Regions from separate parts of the Homo sapiens genome. Here region 1 is linked to region 2. A link is an interaction called in ENCODE POLR2A ChIA-PET data of the cell type or tissue named here. Cell type or tissue: MCF 10A. All regions are shown on one strand. Each heading gives the region's core, and the rest is flanking DNA. Links, peaks and the distances in the headings are about the cores only.

Region 1 (10,741 bases), core at 4,107-6,606, 52 kb after region 2:
AGGTGGGTGGATCATGAGGTCAGGAGATCAAGACCATCCTGGCTAACATGGTGAAACCTCGTCTCCACTAAAAATACAAAAAATTAGACAGGCGTGGTGGCGGGTGCCTGTAGTCTCAGCTACTTGGGAGGCTGAGGCAGGAGAATGGCATGAACCTGGGAGGTGGAGCTTGCAGTGAGCCAAGATCGCGCCACTGCACTCCAGCCTGGGCAACAGAGCAAGACTCCGTCTCAAAAAAAACAAAGGTAACTTGGTGAGGAAATGGGGAAATTGGAACTCTTATACACTGATTGTGGGAATGTAAAATGCTGCAGCAGCTATGGAAAACACTATGGAGATTCCTCAAAAAATTAGATATAGGCCAGCTGTAGTGGCTCACACTCACAATCCCAGCACTTTGGGAAGCCAAGGTGAGAGGATAACTTGAGCCCAGTTCAAGACCAGCCTTTGCAACATAGGAAGACCCCATCTCTACAAAATATTTAAAAATGTTTTAAAGTTTAAGTTATTGAATAAATAAATAAAAATTCAAAAATCAGCTGGGAATCTCTGGTTCCCAGCAACTCAGGAGGCTGAGGTAGAAGGATTGCTTGAGCCCATGAGGTGGGGGCTACAGCAAGCCAATATCATGCCGCTACACTCCAGCCTGGGTGACAGAGCGAGACCCTGTATCAAAAAAAAAAAAAAAGCAAAATAGAACTAAATATGATTCAGCAATCCCACTTCTGGGTATATATCCAAAAATAATTGAAATCAGGGCCAGGTGCAGTGGCTCACGCCTGTAATCCCAGCACTTTTGGAGGCCAAGGCAGGCAGATCACCTGAGGTCAGGAGTTTGAGACCAGCCTGGCCAACATGGTGAAACCCCCATCTCTACTAAAAATACAAAAATTAGCCAGGCTTGGTGGTGGACACCTGTAATCCCAGCTACTTGGGAGGCTGAGGCAGGAGAATAGCTTGAACCCAGGAGGTGGAGGTTGCAGTGAGCCGAGACCACACCACTGCACTCCAGCCTGGTCAACAGAGTGAGAATCTGTCTCAAAAAAAAGAAAAAAAGAATTGAAAAGGCCGGGTGCTGTGGCTCAGGCCTGTAATCCCAACACCTTGGGAAGCCGAGGTGGGCGGATCACCTGAGGTCGGGAGTTCGAGACCAGCGTGACCAACATGGAGAAACCCTGTCTTTACTAAAAATACAAAAAATTTGCCGGGCGTGGTGGCACATGCCTGTAATCCCAGCTCCTCGGGAGGCTGAGGCAAGAGAATAGCTTGAACCCGGGAGGTGGAGGTTGCTGTGAGCCGACATCATTGCCATTTCACAAGAGTGAAACTCCATCTCAAAAAAAAAAAAAAAAAAGAATCAAAATCAGTGTCCCCAAGAGATATCTGCACTCCCATGTTCACAGCAGCATTATTCACAATAGTCAAGATATGGAAACAATCCAAATATCCATCGACAGATGAATGGATAAAGAAGATGTGTATATACGTAAAATGAAATATTATTTGTCCTTTAAAAGGTAGGAAGTCCTGCCACTGACGGCAATAAGGATGAAATTGGAAGACATTTTCCTAAGAGAAACCAGTCACAAAGCGACAAAAACTGCATGATTTCATTCATGTTATAAATCTGTAATAGTCAAACTCATAGAAGCAGAAAATACAATAGAGGGCCGAGTGCAGTGTCTCATGCCTATAATCCTAGCATTTTGGGAGGCCAAGGTGGGTGGATCCCCTGAAGTCAAGAGTTCGAGACCAGCCTGACCAATATCGTGAAACCCCATCTCTACTAAAAACACAAAAATTAGCCAGGCATGGTGGGGGGGCACCTGTAATCCTAGCTACTTGGGAGGCTGAGGCAGGAGAATCAACTGAGCCCAGGAAGCGGAGGTTGCAGTGAGCAGAGATTGCACCACTGCATTCCAGCCTGGCGATAGAGCGAGACTCTGTCTCAGAAAGAAAAAAAAGAAAGAAAGAAAAGAAAAAGAAACATTATGGGCCAGGTGCGGTGGCTCACACCTGTAATCCCAGAACTTTGGGAGACCAAGGAGGGCTGATCACCTGAGGTCAGTAGTTCAAGACCACCCTGGGCAACATGGTGAAACCCTGTCTCTACTAAATACAAAAATTGGCCAGGTGTGGTGGTACCCACCTGTAATCCCAGCTACTCAAGAGGCTGAGGCAGGAGAATCACTTGAACCCGGGAGGCAGAGGTTGCAGTGAGCCCAGATTGCACCACTGCACTCTGGCGTGGGCAACAGAGCGAGACTCCATCTAAAAAAAAATAAAAATAAAAATACAAGAAACACAGGCTTTTAAGACATTAGACAACAAGCAACAGAGATCTGTGATTCCTGAGAGAAAACAAATGGCATAAGCACTCTTTTTGCCCCCGTGTGTTGTCTGGATTGCATTTCCAGGCCTCAGTGCTGGGAGGGGAAACCCAGGCAGAACCAGTGTTCTCCCTAAATGGAGGAGATAGATCTGGGAGCATAGGGAGGGCCAGGTGGCTAGAGTTACCAGGGCAGAGTACCAGAGAGAATATGAGCCATAGAAGAAAACACTGATGGCCAGGTGCAGTGGCTCATGCCTGTAATCCCAGCAGTTTGGGAGGCCTAGGCGGGTGGACCGCCTGAGGTCAGGAGTTTGAGACCAGCCTGACCAATATGGTGAAACCCTGTCTCTACTAAAAATACAAAAACTAGCCGGGCGTGGTGGTGGGCACCTGTAGTCAGAGCTTCTCAGGAGGCTGAGGCAGGAGAATCCAGGAGGCGGAGGTTGCAGTGAGCCGAGATCGAGCCAGTCGACTCCAGCCTGGGCGACAGAGTGAGACCCTGTCTCAGAAACAAACAAACAAACAAAAGTAAAATCAGAGTAAGATACCACTACATGCATAGGAGACAGCTGAGAATTTAAAAGACAATGCCAAGTGTTGGTAAGGATGTGGAACTCTCGTACTTTGCCAATGAAAATGCAAAATGGCACAGCTACTTTGGAAATATTTGGCGGTTTCTTATACAGTTAAGTATAGTTACCGCATCACCCTGATCCTAGGTATTTACCCAAATGGTATCGCTATAAAATTCAAAACTATTCAACAATAAAAATTAATGAGATATTGATACATGCAATCTGGATGAATCTCAGATCTAATTTTGCTGAGTGAAATAAGCCAAACAAAACAGTGCATTCTCTACAATTCCATTTATATGAAATTCTAGAAAATGCAAAATAATAGAAAGCAGATCAGTGCCTGGGGATCGAGAGTGGGAAAGAGATGGAAGGAGGGGATTTCAAAAGGGCATGAGGAAATTTTCAAGGGTAATGATTATGTTCACCGTCTGGATCGTGGTGATGGTTTCTCAGATATGTATGTCAGAACTTATCAAATTGTACACTTTAAACACGCGCAGCTAATTGTTGTCAATTATACATCAGTAAGACTGTGTTATTAAAAATTGCATGGCTGGGCACGGTGGCTCACACCTATAATCCCAACACTTTGGGATGCTGAGGCAGGTGGATCACCTGAGGTCAGGAGTTTGAGACCAGCCTGGACAACATGGTGAAACCCCATCTCTATTAAAAATACAAAAATTAGGCTGGGCGCAGTGGCTCACACCTGTAATCCCAGCACTTTGGGAGGCCGAGGCAGGCGAATCACGAGGTCAAGAGATCAAGACCATCCTGGCCAACAGGATGAAACCCTGTCTCTACTAAAAATACAAAAATTAGCCAGGTGTGGTGGCACACGCCTGTCGTCCCAGCTACTCGGGAGGCTGAGGCAGGAGAATTGCTTGAATCCGGGAGGTGGAGGCTGCAGTGAGCTGAGATCACACCACTGCATTTCAGCCTGGGCAAAAGAGCGAGACTCTGTCTCAAAAACAAAAAAAAAAATTAGCTGGCCATGGTGGCATGCACCTGTAGTCCCAGCTACTCAGGAGGCTGAGGCAGAAGAATTGCTTGAACCCAAGAGGCAAAGATTGCAGTGAGCTGAGATCATGCCACTGCACTCCAGACTGGGTGACAGAGCCAGAGTCCATCTCACAGAAAAAAAAAAAAAAAAAAAAAAAAAAATTGCATACAGGTTGCCTTCAGATACCTCGTGATAAATAAAGAAAAAAAGAAAAATGCCTAAGGGTTTCCTTGTTTCCTTATTTGTCACTGGAGTAGCCTGTGAAGATGGTACACTTAAATATTTATTCCTATTTCATTTTTTTTTTACCACACATGTATTTTATTCTTTGACTTCTTGTAATTTTTAATTTTTTAAATAGCACCTGGTTCAAAATTCAAAAAGTACAAAAGGATATATAATGAAAAGCCTCTCATCTCTCTTTCCATCCATCCAGTACCCCTCCCTGAGAGCAGTTAATGTAGCTAGTTTTCAAAGTATCTTTCCTAAGATATTCCAGATTTTATTATAAGGCACATGCTACTGAGATAAACTAGAATGGGGTTGTATTTTATCTGTTGGCTCAAAGACTTCAGGATCAAGAGCATGTTCAACATCAGACAAATGGTCCTGTACAATCTTTGTGAAGCCACACTATCAGGCTATCAGGTGGAAGCCCCACCCCACTGCCACACCCTGCTGAAAATGCCACCGACGATCTCAAATATTTCTCTCCTCTTTGACCTTTCTCTTGCACCTAACAGTAACCTCTCACCTCTTGTAGCTCTCAGTACCTGGTCCTTCCTGACACCGCATGGTCCCAGCTTTCCTCTGACACCTTTAGCCCTTTCTTTTCCATTCATCTTCCTGTTTGCCTTCTGGTTTCCCTCTGACTCTCTACATGAAGACGGTTCCCAGGCGCTGTCCTTGAAGGGCTCCCTAAAAAAGTCTTACCGGTTTGCAACTAGCTGCGTGCACTAAGGCCTCTTTTAAGTGTTAAGTTGGTGTTTTGCCAGCTTAATGCATCACCTACTCTGGCCTCAGCCAGACTGTTACTGTCCTGTCAGCCTGTCTGGCACACGACTGCCCCCCACATTTGCACAGCCCTCCCCACAGCCCTCAAATGTGCACTGCTCACATCTCCGGCTCTGTGCCCATCCCACAGGGCCAGTTCATGCAAACTGTTTGGATTTCTCTCTTCCAAAGTGATTACTTTCCCTCCTTAGGATTTCTACCAGTTAACGCCTATGCTATTTCTAAGAAGTTGGTTTTTATCATAAATTATTATCTATTTGAGTACAAGGACTGTATCTCCCTAAGTAGACTCAACCTAGCTTTACTGGAGGTAGAAACCTTGGCTTAGATTTATTTTGTTTACTAATGCACAGCTGTAGATGCTCAAATAACTGAGGGAATGTTTGCTGTATCAAAATTACCCAACAGGACATTAAAATACCCAATTGTACATCAAATTCCATTAAGTAGATTAGGAGAACTTGATATTGAATGGGCTTTAACAAGGTTTCACCAAAGTAAATCACCACAATTTAAGGTAGCTTTTATGTAAATATAGGCTTCCATTTATGAGAGCTCCTAAAAAGCAGGATACACCCTGTATGTCAGTGATGAAAAAGTAGATTTTGCCGTTGGCACTCTGATAGAATCTCTGGAATGCTGGCATGTTATGCAATAGCCCCTAACCAGCCAACCAGAAGTATCTCAATCCTGAGAACTCTTTGGTACTTTACTTGGGCTCTTACTATTTTCAGTTTGCAGTACAGTGATTCATTTACAAGTGCCTTCTCCTTACTAGGTGTAGGCACTAGGAAGACAGACAGTGGTAGCAACAAGCCAAGCGCAAGGACCTTGGCACCATCAGCTTTGAGATCCAAACCTGACTCGGCCATTCCCTGGCTGTCTGACCCCAGCCTGTTCTGACCCCATCAAAATACATGACTAGATGGCCACACGTGGTGGCGTGCCCCTGTAGTCCCAACTACATGGGAAGCTGAGGTGGAGGATCACTTGAACCCAGCAGTTCAAGGCTGTGGTGCACTATGATAGTACCTGGGCAATACAATGAGACCCATCCCTACAAAAAAAACATTTAAAAATTAGCCAGGTGTAGAGGCACGTGCCTGTAGTCCCAGCACTGCCGGGCTGAGTTGGGAGGATCGCCTGAGCCCAAGAATTCGAAGGTGCAGTGAGCTATGATCATGCCACTTCACTCCAGCCTGAGTGACAGAGCGAGACCCCATCTCTTTTAAAAAATAAAATAAAATAAAGATTATATAGAAAGCTCCACATTGTCCAATCTGTTTGTACACCATTGTCAACCATCAAAAACCCACTTGGCAGCAAATGAGATGGACTGCCTGGCCTGGGAACTACAGGCCAATTGAAAAAGACTGTTCCTGTTGCAAAATATTGCAGGGTCACGGCCGGGCGCGGTGGCTCATGCTTGTAATCCCAGCACTTTGGGAGGCCGAGGCGGGCAGATCACGAGGTCAGAAGATCGAGACCACGGTGAAACCCCGTCTCTACTAAAAATACAAAAAAATTAGCCGGGCGTGGTGTCGAGCGCCTGTAAGTCCCAGCTACTCGGAGAGGCTGAGGCAGGAGAATGGCGTGAACTCGGGAGGCGGAGCTTGCAGTGAGCCGAGACTGCGCCACTGCACTCCAGCCTGGGTGACGGAGCGAGACTCTGTCTCAAAAAAAAAAAAAAAAAAAAAAAATTGCAGGGTCACAAAACAAGCAAGCCATGGGTCTTTAATTTTAAATATTTGGCTGTGCACTGTGGCTCACACCTGTAATCTCAGCACTTTGGGAGGCCAAGGCGGGCGGATCACTTGGGTCCAGGTGTTCGAGATCAGCCTGGCCAACATGGCGAAACCCCATCTCTACTAAAAATACAAAAACTTATCCCAGCCTGGTGGTGTGCACCTGTGGTTCCAGCTATTCATGGAGATCTGAGGCAGGAGGATCACTTGAGCCCAGGAGGTCAAGGCTGCTGTGAGCCCTGATTGCGCCACGGTGCTGCACCCTGGACGACAGAGTGAGACCCTGTCTCAAAAAATATAAGTAAGGCCGGGCGCAGTGGCTCACGCCTGTAATCCCAGCACTTTGGGAGGCCGAGGCTGGCAGATCACAAGGTCAGGAGTCTGAGACCCACCTGACCAACATGGCAAAATCCCTTCTGTACTAAAAATACAAAAATTAGCCTGGCGTGGTGGCACGCGCCTGTAATCCCAGCTACTCGGGAGGCTGAGGCAGGAGAATCACTTGAACCCAGGAGGCGGAGGTTACAGTGAGCCGAGATCACCCCATTGCACTCCAGCCTGGGCTACAGAGCGAGACTCCATCTCAAAAAATAATAATAATAATAAATAAATAAAATTAAAATGTGATACTTTGTTCATCAGAGATATATTGACATTATTTTAACCTTTAAAAATATTACATGGAAATATTATTTGTTTTGATTATTGAGTTTTTTGGTGCCTCAGTTGCTTCATCCTAACCCCAGCCCTGCTAGTATCTATAGAATCTGAGAAAGGGGACTGGTAACCAGGAGCTTTGGCTCTGACTTCAGCTCTGCCATTTACAAGCTTAGAGACTTGGACTCCCCGAGCCTCACCTTCACAACTCTCCCAGTCTCACAATATGGATGATTATATCTGCCCCATTCTTTGCAGGGCAGTTAAATATGAGGGTCAAATGAGATAATGTAGGAAAGAACATTTTTAAAAGAACATTTTGCTATATATGCAAAAGGAGATAATAATTAGCAATAGTTTTTCTTCCAGCTCACTCTTTGAGCAGGGATTAGCAAATCTAGCTTGATCTGTGAGCTCCTGAATCAGACAGGATGGTAACGTTCACAAACCAGAAACCCTGGGACAACCAACACACCCAGATCTATGCAGCTCCACGGTACTGACTGACGCTGGAGCAAGTCTATGCTAGCACAGTGGCCCCGACCACTACTTCCACCTCTCTGGGACACAGAAATGGGATATATACCCGAAGAGAGAGAGAGAGAGAGAGAGAGAGAGAGAGATTATATTATAGCTGATATATTTCTTAGATCCTGAACCCTCTAAATCTCATGTTGAATTGCAATCCCCAGTTTTGGAGATGGGGCTTGGTGGGAGGTGATTGAATCATGGGGGTGGATCTCTCATGATTTGGTGCTGTCCTTGCAATGGTGAGTGAGTTCTCAGGAGATCTGGTTGTTTAGAAGTGTGTGGTACCTCTCCCCCAACTCTCCCTCTTCTTCCTGCTCTGACCTTGTGATGGGGCCACTCCCGCTTCACATTCCACCATGAATAAAAGCTCCTTGAGGCCTCCCCAGACGCCAGCCAGATGCTGGTGCCATGATTGTACAGCCTGCAGAACTGTGAGCCAATTAAACTTCTTTTCTTTCTAAATTACCCAGTCTCATGTATTCCTTTATAGCAAGGCAAGTATGGCCTAACACAATATCCTTTACAAGGTTTTTATGACCTGGCCGGGTGCACTGGCTCACAAAGGAGGCCGAGGTGGGCAGATCATTTGAGGCCAGGAGTTCGAGACCAGCAGGGTCAACATGGTGAAACCCTGTCTTTACTAAAAATACAAAAATTAGGCAGGTGTGGTGATGGGTGCCTGTAATCCCAGCTACTCAGAAGGCTGAGGCAGGAAAATCACTTGAACCTGGGAAGTGAAGGCTGCAGTGAGCCGAGATCATGCCACTGCACTCCAGCCTGGGTGACACCGAGAGATTCTGTCTCAAATAAACAAACAAACACACAAACAAAGTTTATATGACCAGTGAGCTCAGCTGATGTATTTTAGGCCTGAATTAACTATTCCCAGATTGTAGGCTTTTGCCCAGGAAAAAAGCATAACTTTAAGTGGGCCAACACCTCCTCCATTTGTTTCTTAACAATTGCATTACTTTTGTGTAATCATTATACTCACACCATATCAAGTTTTAAAGTACAGATCGTGGGCTGGGCACGGTGGCTCATGCCTGTAATCCCAGCACTTTGGGAGGCTGAGGTGGGTGCATCACCTGAGGTTAGGGATTCGAGACCAGCATGGCCAACATGGCGAAACCCCATCTCTATTAAAAATACAAAAATTAGCCAGGTATGGTAGCACATGCCTATAATCCCAGCTACTTAGGAGGCTGAGGCAGGAAAATCACTTGAGACAGAAGTTGCAGTGAGCCGAGATCATGCCAGTGAGCCAAGATCACTCTTGGTGACAGAGTGAGACTCCATCTCTAAAAAAAATAAAATAAAATAAAATAATAAATAATTTTATGTATTAATAAAATTAATACATAAATTTAATAAAATGAAGTATAGATTGTGGACTGGTAATTAAGGGTCCTCCTAAAGCCTTCTTGTAGCATTAATTTACTTGTTTCTTGCACAATTAGGTAATTTATTTGTGACATTTCACTGGTGTTTCATTAAAGCAGTGTTATTCTTTGCGGTGCCTCACACCTGTAATCCCAGCACTTTGGGAGGCCGAGGAGGGCAGATCACAAGGTCAGGAGATCGAGACGATCCTGGCTAACACGGTGAAACCCCATCTCTACTAAAAATACAAAAAAATTAGCTGGGCATGGTGGGGGGCACCTGTAGTCCCAGCTACTCGGGAGGCTGAAGCAGGAAAATGGCATGAACCCGGGAGGCAGAGCTTGCAGTGAGCCAAGACTGAGCCACCGCACTCCAGCCTGGGTGACAGAACAAAATTCCGTCTCAAAAGAAAAAGAAAAAAAAAAAAAACAGTGTTATTCTTGTTACCTATTTTAGGTATTTCTTTTCTTGTTGTTGTAGCAGTTAAGATCAGCGATGGTAAAAAGTTTACTTTTGGAGGCAATCTGGTTTTGCTTCTTTGGTTTATTTAAAATGACCAAAGGTTTTCAAAGTTTATGAACCAGGGTTCCAAAACCTTTTCTAATATTTGGAGAAAGTTTTAAACTGCATATGTGGAGCGTAATATAATTCTTTTCAACTTTCCTGTGTTGATATTTTTTCACCCTAGAATTTTGGGGTTTGTTTTTGCTGCTTTCATAAGCAGGTGCCATATACAATGCAAAATGAAAGGATCACTGAGGCCGGGGACAGTGGCTCATACCTGTAATCCCAGCACTTTGGGAGGCTGAGGCGGGTAGATCACTTGAGGTCAGGAGTCCAAGAACAGCCTGACCAAGATGGTGAAACCCCGTCTGTACTAAAAATACAAAAATTAGCCAGGCATGGCGGTGCGTGCTTGTTAGCCCAGCTACTTGAGAGGAAGATTGCTTGAACCCAGGAGGCTGAGTTTGCAGTGAGGCAAACTCAGCCTCGGTGACAGAGTGAGACTCTGTCTCATCATTGAGGTAACATACTTTGTGATTATGGTCCAAAGTACCTGCATCAGTCAGTGCCTGCTCCACATTGCCTTTATTTTTTTAATTTTAATTTTTATTTTTGGAGACAGGGTCTTGCTGTGTCACCCAGGCTTGAATGCAGTGATGTGATCACAGCTCACTGCACACATTGTCTTTAAAACAAAGACTGCCTGCTCCAACGTGAGGTCAGCTTTTTCCCTACCCTCTGTCTCAAGAGTGAAAGAACACAGTTGTCAAAGACATACACTTTGTATATACCTTTATTCTCACCTTATTTCAGTGTATGTCATTACCAGTTTGCATGTCTGTAGTGGGTATTTGAGGCATTGGCCACTCAAGCATCCATTCACTTGAATTTGCTATAGGGAAAATCCTGCCTCTTTGGAGACTGTTCAGTGACAGTCATATTTCCCCACTTTATGCCAGCACATGAATCAAAGTTAGCCACTCAGTCATCCCTC
Region 2 (10,741 bases), core at 1,129-3,628:
ACTTTTACATTCCAAATAACGTTATTGCTACCATTCTCAAAATCCCCAATAGCTACCCTTTCCTGAATGTTTACATGATGCTACAGAACAGGTTATTTCTATGGACAGGCTCTTGACAGAAACTCTGAACATGGATATTACTGTCCCCTTCATTCAAATGAGGCTGAACTGAGGCTCATAAGTATTTAACTCTCACACCTAGTTAACACAGTAAGATTTGAAACCAGATATATATGAATCCACGAAGTCTTATCTGTTAAGTATCATTCCCCTCTCAACAAGAAAAAAACAAAACACAGAACAAAACCAAACCAAGCAGGCCGGGCGCGGTGGCTCATGCCTGTAATCCCAGCACTTTGGGAGGCCGAGGCGGGCGGATCACGAGGTCAGGAGATCGAGAGCATCCTGGACCACACGGTGAAACCCCATCTCTATTAAAAATACAAAAATTAGCTGGCTGTGGTGGCACACACCTGCAGTCTAAGCTACTCGGGAGACTGAGGCAGAAGGATCGCTTGAACCTGGGAGGCAAAGGATGTAGTGAGCCAAGATCACGCCACTGCACTCCAGCCTAGAGACAGAGCGAGACTTGGTCTCCAGAAAAAAAAAAAAAAAAAAAACAAGCTGGACACAGTGGCTCAAGCCTATAATCCCAACACTTTGGGAAGCCTAGGCAGGAAGATTGCTTGAGCCCAGGAGTTCAAGACCAGCCTGGACAATATGCAAAACCCATCTCTTCAAGAAAATGTTTAAATTAGCTGGGTATGATGGTGCATGCCTGCGATCCCAGCTACTCGGGAAACTCAGGTGGGAGGATCATTTGAGCCTAGGAAGTCGAGGATGCAGTGAGCCATGATTACGCCACTGTACTCCAGCCTGGGTGTCACAGTGAGACCCTGTCTCCAAAAAACAAAAACAAAAAAAACAAAGCATCTCACCCAAAGAGGAAGAATGCAAACTGGTTGCAATTATCCAATCGTGGTTCTCACTAATAGGAGCAAATTAGGCTCATCTGAGGAGCTTTATAAAAATTTATACACATTAACTTCAATCCAGAGGCCCTGCCTTATAATCTGCAGTGAGATCCAGAAGTGGTAGACTTAACAGAAGTAAGTAAACAAAAAGGGCACTCTGATGCTAATGAGAACACCCAACCCAATAAAGACGGCTACTGGCCTCCACACATCTCCCTTCCCTTCTTCATTCCAAACATCCCATAGGGAGCAGCAACCTAAGTAGGTAGATGTCATCTAAAGGAACAAAACAGAAACCACAGAGACTGAGGGGTGATAGAGTATCAATCTCAAGCACAGAGAAAACAATATCCTCATCTTCCTCTAATGGTGAAAAAGCAACTGAGGGGCATGCTGGTAGAGGGGAAGATACTCTGAAGCAAAAAGACCTCAAACGGATGGACTCTACAGCAAGAGGTGGACTGTTTACTCTTGCTTAAAAACTACCCATCTTTGCTCTGAGGGGGGCAAGGAAAAACCCAGAACCTACAGTAACATTAACAGAAAAGTCCCTGAGTTCAGAAGCCAGGAGATAAGACACGTGGCACAAAACCTGAAAGGGTAAGGGGAAGTTCTATATTTACCATCACTGCATCTTCTAGAGGTGCACAGGGCAGTACACTGCAAACTGGGACTGCTGCAAATAACACCATGCGATCCACAGCACATTACAATACGGAGGCCTTTCAGTTACCATGAGGAAGCAATGAGAAAAAATGGGAGAGCAGGGGTCGAGGGGAGGTTCTCAATACTGGGAAGTGGGGAAAGATGAGAAAAACCATGTAACTTCCTGATCACCTAACAGGTATCAGACACTAGGCTAAGTACTTTATATGTATTATTTTGCTTATTCCCAAGGACAATACTATTAGGCATTATTATCACCATATGAATGACGAAAAAAACTGACCTCTTTTATGTAACTTGGCCAATGGACAAAACTAGAAATTGAGGAAGAGGGTGAGGGGCCGGGATTCCAATCCAAGTGTGGATCTAAAGCTCATTTCTTTCTATTTTACCATAGGGGGCCAAAAGATTAGAGACTCAGAAAACATTATTAACTCTTATCCCTGTTACACAAGGTCCCAAAACAGGCTTCCTTGTAACAAGTGACTCAACAGTTTCAAGACCTCATTACAATTACTGACTCCTTAACCCCTTGCACAGTCCAAGCTGACTAGTCCAGGTGACTAAAGCATCTGAGTCATTTACTTTATACCTGTGACCAGGCAGGTTGTCAACAGGAAAGAAAAAAGGAAGAGGAGAGCTGGATAGTGATAGGAACACTTAAAAGCTGTGGGCTCTGGCATCGCAGCTTCCATTTCAGTCCTAGCTCACCTCAGGCCTGTGTCATCTTTTAACTTGTGTCAACCTATGTGACATCTACCAGTAGTGTCATAAGAACATCTAATGGCAGCTATGAAAGCAGTGCCCTATAAATGCCAAAGCCCTACCCAAACAGGAAATCTGAGCATATCACATCCAAGCTGAGATTCCCCTTCTAACACAAAATTCTCCCCAGCTAACACCCATTAGTGAGTCGTTACCCCACAATCCATGACACTAGCTGGAATTTATTAGTTTTGCCTCCACTATTTGTTCATGGACAGACAGGTACAGAGACAGCTCCAGAATTTCCTTGTAAGTAAGGAAGGGATTTATTTAATAGAAAGGGCAGTCTACTTGAAAGGGATGTTAGGCAAGGCAGTACCTGGAAACTGTATTCCCATAGCAAAGGCAGCTGAAGGCTTGTTCACCTCCCAGGCATCCGGGTCTTCTGGTCACTGATAACATCCAATTTCAGCATGCCCTATAAAACCTGGCCTCTGACAATTTCTCAAGGCACATGACTTAATCATTTCTTCCCTCACCCCCACTGCTCCAGACTCTAGACCTAGCATTGCTCCCCTCTAGCTCCTGCACCCACTGCGGACACAGCAAATTAAATACCTCTCTAATTTTGTGGGCTTAGGTATCACCTTCTCCCAGAAAACATCCTTTGGTCTCCTATCCTAAGCTCAATACCTATCAGATACTTCCACAATACTGACATATGTCACAGCAGTTACCACCACCGAGATGGAAAACAGGCAGCCACATCTCAAGTCTGAGCTTCAATTACCATGCCCTGCTGGCTCTCTATACTTTTAGCAATGACACACATGCTGACCTAGAAAGACTCACTCCAAAGCTCCGGCAGCTGTTAACATCTACACTACCTTGCCTCCACTTGTCCCATACTATCGAGTAATCTGGCCGCTTGTCAACCTCCCCAATAAACTTGCAAACTAAGCATATCTCCTTTGATGTTCTTTGTGCCTGGTATATTAGAGAAGGATTCAATTGCACATTCATTTGCTAGAATGTGCAATTTGCCTCCCCTTTGAAATAACGTATTTAGTTTTTCAACTACTATAATGTTTAACTCCAGACAAAAGTTTAAGAATAGAATCATGTTTTGGCAATCACCACCAATAAAACTGTCACAGACAACAGGTCTACACACTACTAGGAAACAGAAAACTCCAACAGCAACAAAAAGACTGAAAATCTTTACCAACTAGAGACCCACAAAAGGCAGCATTAGTTTACTGAAGATAACTAGAACAGCCCAACTAGAAATGTTTATAGTGTTCTGTGTTGAAAAGTGGGAAGCACTGCAGATAGGATGTAATGGAATGCCAATGCCCGCATCAGGATATGTCTATATGGATGCCCATCTCATTCCCTTTGAACTGGTTTATACTATAAATTCACTACATTTTATATAACATTCCCCTATTAACGGTACATTTAGGTTATTTTCAGATTTTTCACTTAATCAATAAGTTGCAAATATCTCTGATACACTTTCCATATTTCTGAGTAGAGTATTTGTATTTGGAAACTGTTGACTGTAACCATAAATATCTTTCTTTCTACGTATCTTCTTGTGCAGCTATGTGTTTTTGAGTTTGTGTAGGAGAGTGATTCCTAGAAATGTAACAATGCACACAACAATACCTTCTGGGGAAAAAAAAAAGCCGTTTTTCTGTCAGCATATATCTATGTGTATAAATGCATTTTAATCACCACATTGCTAACACTGGTTTACTCTGTTAGGGATGGGTTATTTGAAGTATACTTGTGAGTTCCATGGATTACTTGTGTAATTTCAAAAATAACAACAATGAAAATCAAACCCAAGAAAAGATTAACACCAAGTTCACAACTATATTTGCCTTTAGGGGTTGAGGGAGGCAGATGCTCTCAGGGAATGATACTAGTGACATTTTATGACTGAAACTTAGTAGTGAAGCTTAATAGTGAATTCACAGCACTTCATTATATACCTTAAGTATTTTTAATGTCTAAACTAGTTAATTGTCTAAAGTAAGTCTAATCATGAGAGCCAAATCCAAACCAAGGGCGGCAAGTACATCCCACCCTACACAAAACCAGCAAAGATTTGAATGAGTGTTTTTAAAAAGTGTTTTTAGGCCAGGCGCGGTGGCTCACGCCTGTAATCCCAACACTTTGGGAGGCTGAGATGGGAAGATCATGAGGTCAGGAGATGGGAGACCATCCTGGCTAACACGGTGAAACCCCATCTCTACTACAAATACAAAAAATTAGCTGGGCATGGTAGTGTGCCTGTAGTCCCAGCTACTCGGGAGGCTGAGGCAGAAGAATCACTTGAACCCAGGAGGCAGAGGTTGCAGTGAGCCGCAATCGTGCCATTGCACTCCAGCCTGGGCAACAAAGCAAGACTCCGTCTCCAAAAAAAAAAAAGTGTTTTTAAATTGTTTTTGGAACCAGAATCAGATGTAAGACTGAATACAAGTACTAATGAGGGGAACTGCTTAAAGAAGAAAAAAAAAAGCCTTAACAAAGTCATTACTTAATTTTCATACTTCTCGTAAGAGGAATAATCACTAAATAAACTGGAAATGGAAAATGAGATCGTGCCACTGCACTCCAGCCTGGATGACACAGCCAGACTCCGTCTCAAAAAAAAAAAAAGTGTAATTATGGGCCGAGCATGGTGGCTCAAGCCTGTAATCCCAGCACTCTGGGAGGCCCAGGCGGGTGGAACACCTGAGGTCAGGAGTTCAAGACCAGCCTGGCCAACACGGTGAAACCCAGCCTGTACTAAAAAAACAATTAGCCAGGTATGGTGGCATGCACCTGTAATCCCAGCTACTTTGGAGGCTGAGGCAGGAGAATCGCTTGAACTCAGGAGGTGGACGTTTCAGTGAGCCGAGATCACACCACTGCACTCCAGCCCAAGCATCAACAGCAAAACTCTGTCTCAAAAAATATATATATATATGTATGTATATATATGTGTGTATGTATATATATGTATATGTGTATATATGTGTGTATATATAGCGTACATGTGTATATATACGTATATATATATTCATATTATTCCCTTAAAAAAACGACATTTCCTAAAAGACTATGTAGAATTGCCATTAATACCTAATAATTATAATAGTAAATACTATTAGTACTAAGCTGTAGCTTTAGTGCTGGTTTAGTAGAGGAGGCAGAAAGCCCACAAGACTAATAGAAAGGGTCAAACTGAGTTAGTGAGTGGAGTCCTTTAAGCCTTCACCTAAATAACAAAGTAATAAAATTAGCTGACTACCAGTGGCTTACTAGTTACAGGGCAATTAAACATTGGATTTTCAGGAATGACTATCCAACATATATACAGAATCTTCACGAAAAACAACTATCTGAAAATTATTCAACATCTAAATTGCAAACAACTTTTATAATTTTTTACTTAACAAATAATTAAAAGGAAAATACAACACACAGATAAAAAAACAAGTCAAAACTGGGAATTCAGATTCCAATCAAAAATAAATGCTGATGAGAAAAAGGTTTACCACTTCCTTTTGCTTGTGGATAAAAAGAATTTGGTATCTCTTCAAAATACTTTCTGAAGTAGGTAAAAACGGAGTGATTAACCTTCTTGGAACTGGACTTTGAAACGAAGTGCCATTAACACTTACTGTTCCATTTTTAATCGCGGTTTCCCAAATGGCCACAAGAGGGCAGCACAGCAACATTCCACTTAAAAGGAGCCAGCCTGTGGGAGCCCCGCCCAAAAGCCGCCATTTCACTTTAGTGTTTATTTTGCTAACTTACAAAATGGCCGAACTGGTTGGCAGAGCTTAGTGTTTTTGTGGGTGAAAGCAAAATCTGGCAAAACAATCACAAAGCAATCTACACTGGAATTCCATAAAACTTATTTCCAGGCTAACTTCCTGCCAGTGATACAATAGCTAATATTTACGGAGCACTTTTGTGTCAGGCATATGTCAAAATTCTCCTAATCCTTACCTATAAAGAAGACAAAGCCCAAGAGTGTGTGTGTGTATGTGCGTGTGTAAGATATCACCCCACAGTCTGAATTATGCAATCCACACTATCAACTATCAGCGTTAGGTATCACTGCCCTTATTTACATACATTCTTCAGTTGAACTGATTATTAAACCGATGTCATTGCATAACTATTCCTTCTCAGTCACTTCTATGTGTCTTAAGATGGAAAAGCAAAGAAGACTGACTGGTCACACCTTTTTTTTCTTTTTGCTTGTTTGTTTTTTGAGACCAAGTCGCGCTCTGTAGCCCAGGCTGGAGTGCAGTGGCGTGATCTCGGCTCACCGTAACCTCCGCCTCCAGGGTTCATGCGATTCTCCTGCCTCAGTCTCCAGAGTAGCTGGAATTACAGGCATGCCCCACTGCACCTGGCTAATTGTTTTGTATTTTTAGTAGAGACAGGGTTTCACCATGTCGGCCAGGCTGGTCTTGAACTCCGGACCTCAGGTAATCTGCCCGCCTTGGCCTCCCAAAGTGCTAGGATTACAGGCATGAGCCACTGCGCCTGGCCACACATTTCTTATTGGTAAAGAATACTGGATGTAGTTCTTTAAACTCTCCACCTTTGGTTCAAGTCCTGTGCTTCTTCAGAATAAGTTATTACTATAAACAAGGTTAAAAGACAAGTAACTTGTTTCCCAGACGGACTGGGAAACAAAATTTCAATGTACACATAACAAAGTATATAGATACACAACATATGAAGAATTACCTATCAAAAATCCAACCAAAAACTGCACAAAGAAAATGGATACGCAATTACGGAGAAGAAACTGAAATGGCCAATAAACTCATTTTTAAAAATAACTAAACCTCTGTTAACTTGGGAAACATTATAACTGGTTATTTTGCACTCATCTGCTTTGCAGAAATTAAAGTCTCTTAGTATTAAATAATTGTAAGAATAGCCAGTAACCCTTAAAATGTATACGAATCAGCCAGGAGCAGTAGCTCATGCCTGTAATCCCAGCAATTTGGGAGGCCGAGGTGGTCAGATTAGGAGGTCAGGAGACTGAGACAATCCTGGACCACATGGTGAAACCCCGTCTCTACTAAAAATACAAAAATTAGCTGGGCGTGGTGGCACGCGCCTGTAGTCCCAGTTACTCGGGAGGCCAAGGTAGGAGAATCGCTTGAACGTGGGAGTTGGAGGTTGCAGTGAACTGAGGTTGCACCATTGCACTCCAGCCTGAGCAACAGGGTGAGACTCCAACTCAAAAAAATAAAAAAGTGTATGAATCCTGTAATTCAATTTGTGGGCATGTAACGTAGACAAATTATCAAACTTGTATAGGACGAGGCAAATAAATATTCAGAGCTCTGTTCATAACAAAACCTAAATAATCCATATACCCATTTATGAAAATGTAAAAGTAAAATGTGAAATATTCACACTATGCAACTAAATGCAGCAGCTAGATTAGGGCTGAATTATGTCTGTAAATACTGTGAGCCCAAAAGTATCTGAAACAGAGCTCAATCAATTTAGAAAGTTTATTTTGCCAAGGTTAAGGACGTGCCCGTGACACATCCTCAGGAGGTCCTGATGGTATGTGCCCAGGGTGATGGGGCACAGCTTGGTTTTCACACATTTTAGGGAGACATGAGACATCAATATGTGTAAGATGCACACTGGTTTGGCCTGGAAAGGCCGGACAACTGGAAGCAGGGGAGGGGGCTTCCAGGTCATAGGTAGATAATAGACAAACAGTTGCATTCTTTTAAGTCTCTTGATTAGCCTTTCACTGAATACACAAGTTCCATGTGAGAAGAGAGTAGAGGCATAGTCATTTATGCCTCAGTCTGGCTTAGCAAAACAACAGGGCAGAGGAAGCAATCAGATACGCATTTGTCTTAGGTGAACAGAGGGGATGGCTTTGAGTTCTTTGTCCACAAGGAATTTCCCTGTGGGCAAATTGTTAGGGAGGTATGTAGCATTTTTATTTTTCTAGCTATCTTATTTAGGAAAAAAATGGGAGGCAGGTTTGCCTGACACAGTTCCCAGCTTGACTTTTCCCTTTGGCTTAGTAATTTGGAGATACCGAGATTTATTTTCCTTTCACAATATCAAAAAGAAAATTTCAAAACTATTAAATTTTTAAAACACAAAACATATTTACATAACCATGTACATTTTATAAGTGCCAACTCTTTATATGCCAAAATCATAAAAGTGACCCTAGCTATGTCTAACTTTTTTATTTTAAAACTTTATTAGGCCGGGCGTGGTGGCTCACGCCTGTAATCCCAGCACTTTGGGAGGCCGAGGCAGGCAGATCACAAGGTCAGATGGAGACCATCCTGGCTAACACGGTGAAACACTGTCTCTACTAAAAATACAAAAAGTTAGCCGGGCATGGTGACACATGCCTGTAGTCCCAGCTACTCGGGAGGCTGAGGCAGCAGAATGGCGTGAACCCGGGAGGCGGAGCTTGCAGTGAGCTGAGATCGCACCACTGCACTCCAGCCTGGGCAACAGAGCGAGACTCTGTCTCAAAAAAAAAAAAACTTTAATTATATCCTTTGAACTTTTCTGAATTCTTAATTTCTGACAAAAGAGGTCTGTTTCTAACACTGTAGAACTGATCAGTTCTAAGGTGCAGGCCCCTCCCCAGGATTCAGCAGTGCTCTCAGCAGTCACCCTAACACACGCAACACTACGGACCCTCCTTCCAGTGTTAAACAGAATCTATGGAAGGCCACTAATTTGGACCGAGCTCCTAGACCCTAACAGACCAAACCAAAATAGAGTCACTCATGTTAAACTTCTAAATTGTTTACCTTACCTTCAGGAAAGAAGATACCCAAATCCCCAGACAGACAGTGTGAGCTGGCATAAGGAAGTTCCCTCTGCTTTAACCCTTATAAGGAAAATAACCTCAAGTAACCTGATGTTAACCCACATTTTTGTACTATGTTGTTTTCCTGTTCCTGCTCAACCTTATAAAAACCGATTGTTCCACCATGCCCAATGGGCACCTATTTTTTTATAGATGGGGTGCTACCTAATTTGTTAATCAATAATAAAATCCAATTAGATCTTTATACTCAATGTGTTGAAATGTTGTCTTTTGACAGCAGAAAAAGGTACATGTATAAGAAAAAGTGCACACAAAATGCTGCTTATAATTTCAAGGGATAAAAAGGCTAAATTCCATCAAGTACCTCCCAGATTAAGAAATCCAGCAGTAAGGACAGAAAAAAAAATTTACCTTTAATCAGTGTATTTCTAAAATTCACAGCTGAAGCCAGGCAGGCATCACCTTAGCCTCATCATGCATACTACTTCTGCTCCCCAATAACCAAATATAAGTAGTTTCCATAGCACCAAACTATTAGCACCCAGGCATACATTAGAGAAACATGTATTCTAGCAAGAAGCCTGGTTAAGGTACAAATTAGTTAAGGCACTTCACAAATACCTACCTAATCAGGATCTGGCAATGTGCTAATACACAAAAGACAAAAGAAGCTTTCTATTCAGGTAAAATCAAAAGTCTTTGTAAATAACCAAGCTGTGAAAAGCAGTTACAAGGGGAGTTCTCCCCAGAATTCATTAACAAAAGAATACTTAACCACCTCGGGCAATGTATTTACACCCATTAAAGCCCTAAGGACAGATGGACCAATTTGACCAAGAGTTCCTTTCAGCCCTGTGAGTCTTGTCTTTAGTTAGCTATTGTTTAGGTTATAAACTTTAGACTTTTATAAAATATATGGTGCTTTCAGCAACTCCCAAAGTTCAAAGGAGATTAAAAGATCTGATTACCAATCCCAATAATAAATGTGAAACGTATGCCCATAACGTCATGGGAGTAAGAGGGGTCCCTGGATCAGGCCAGAGAAGAAACCGCAAAGGGACTCAACTTTATTACTAACAACCAACATTTACCAAGGCAAGCACGGTTTCTCAATCATAGGGTTTTTGTTTTTTTTGGATAGGGTCTTGCTCAGTTGCCCAGGATGGAGTGCACGTAATGTGATCACAGCTCACTGCAGCCGCAAGCTCTTGGACTCAAGCAATCCTCCCACCTCAGCCTTCCAAATAGCTGGGACTATAGGTGCATACTGCCACACCCGGCTAATTTTTACATTTTTTGTAGAAATGGCATCTCCCTAAATTGCCCAAGCTGGTCTCGAACTCCTAGCTCAAGGGATCCCACCTCAGCCTCCCAAAGTGCTGGGATTACAGGCGTGAACCGCCGTGCCCAGCCTAGTGGTGGCATTATAGATGCCTGAGGCTGGATAATTTGTTATTGTGGGGAGCTGTCTCATACACACTCTTGGATGTTGGGGAGCATCTCTGGCCTCTACCCACTAGAGGCCAGTAACACCCCCACCCCCAGA

Evidence for each region. ChIA-PET counts read pairs that join two places held together with the same protein. Peaks named below come from ENCODE experiments on the same cell type or tissue, not always from the same donor. Only the 100,000 strongest peaks of a DNase experiment are listed, where the experiment ranks them.
Region 1: POLR2A ChIA-PET joins it to region 2 with 15 read pairs; 5 of 35 experiments call an interaction of 5 or more read pairs at or near these places.

The regions. Positions count from the first base shown.
Region 1 is chr15:92,864,327-92,875,067 of GRCh38, reverse strand. No RefSeq gene overlaps it. Among named protein-coding and RNA genes, the nearest start is that of CHASERR, 13 kb to the left of the region's middle. In MCF 10A, for the core only: no CTCF peak of the experiment used is centred there; a DNase peak (open chromatin) is centred at 5,587.
Region 2 is chr15:92,913,441-92,924,181 of GRCh38, reverse strand. All of the region lies in intron 2 of CHD2 (chromodomain helicase DNA binding protein 2), which reads right to left. Among named protein-coding and RNA genes, the nearest start is that of MIR3175, 14 kb to the right of the region's middle. RefSeq lists enhancers at 1,501-2,700, 6,047-6,883. In MCF 10A, for the core only: no CTCF peak of the experiment used is centred there; a DNase peak (open chromatin) is centred at 2,181.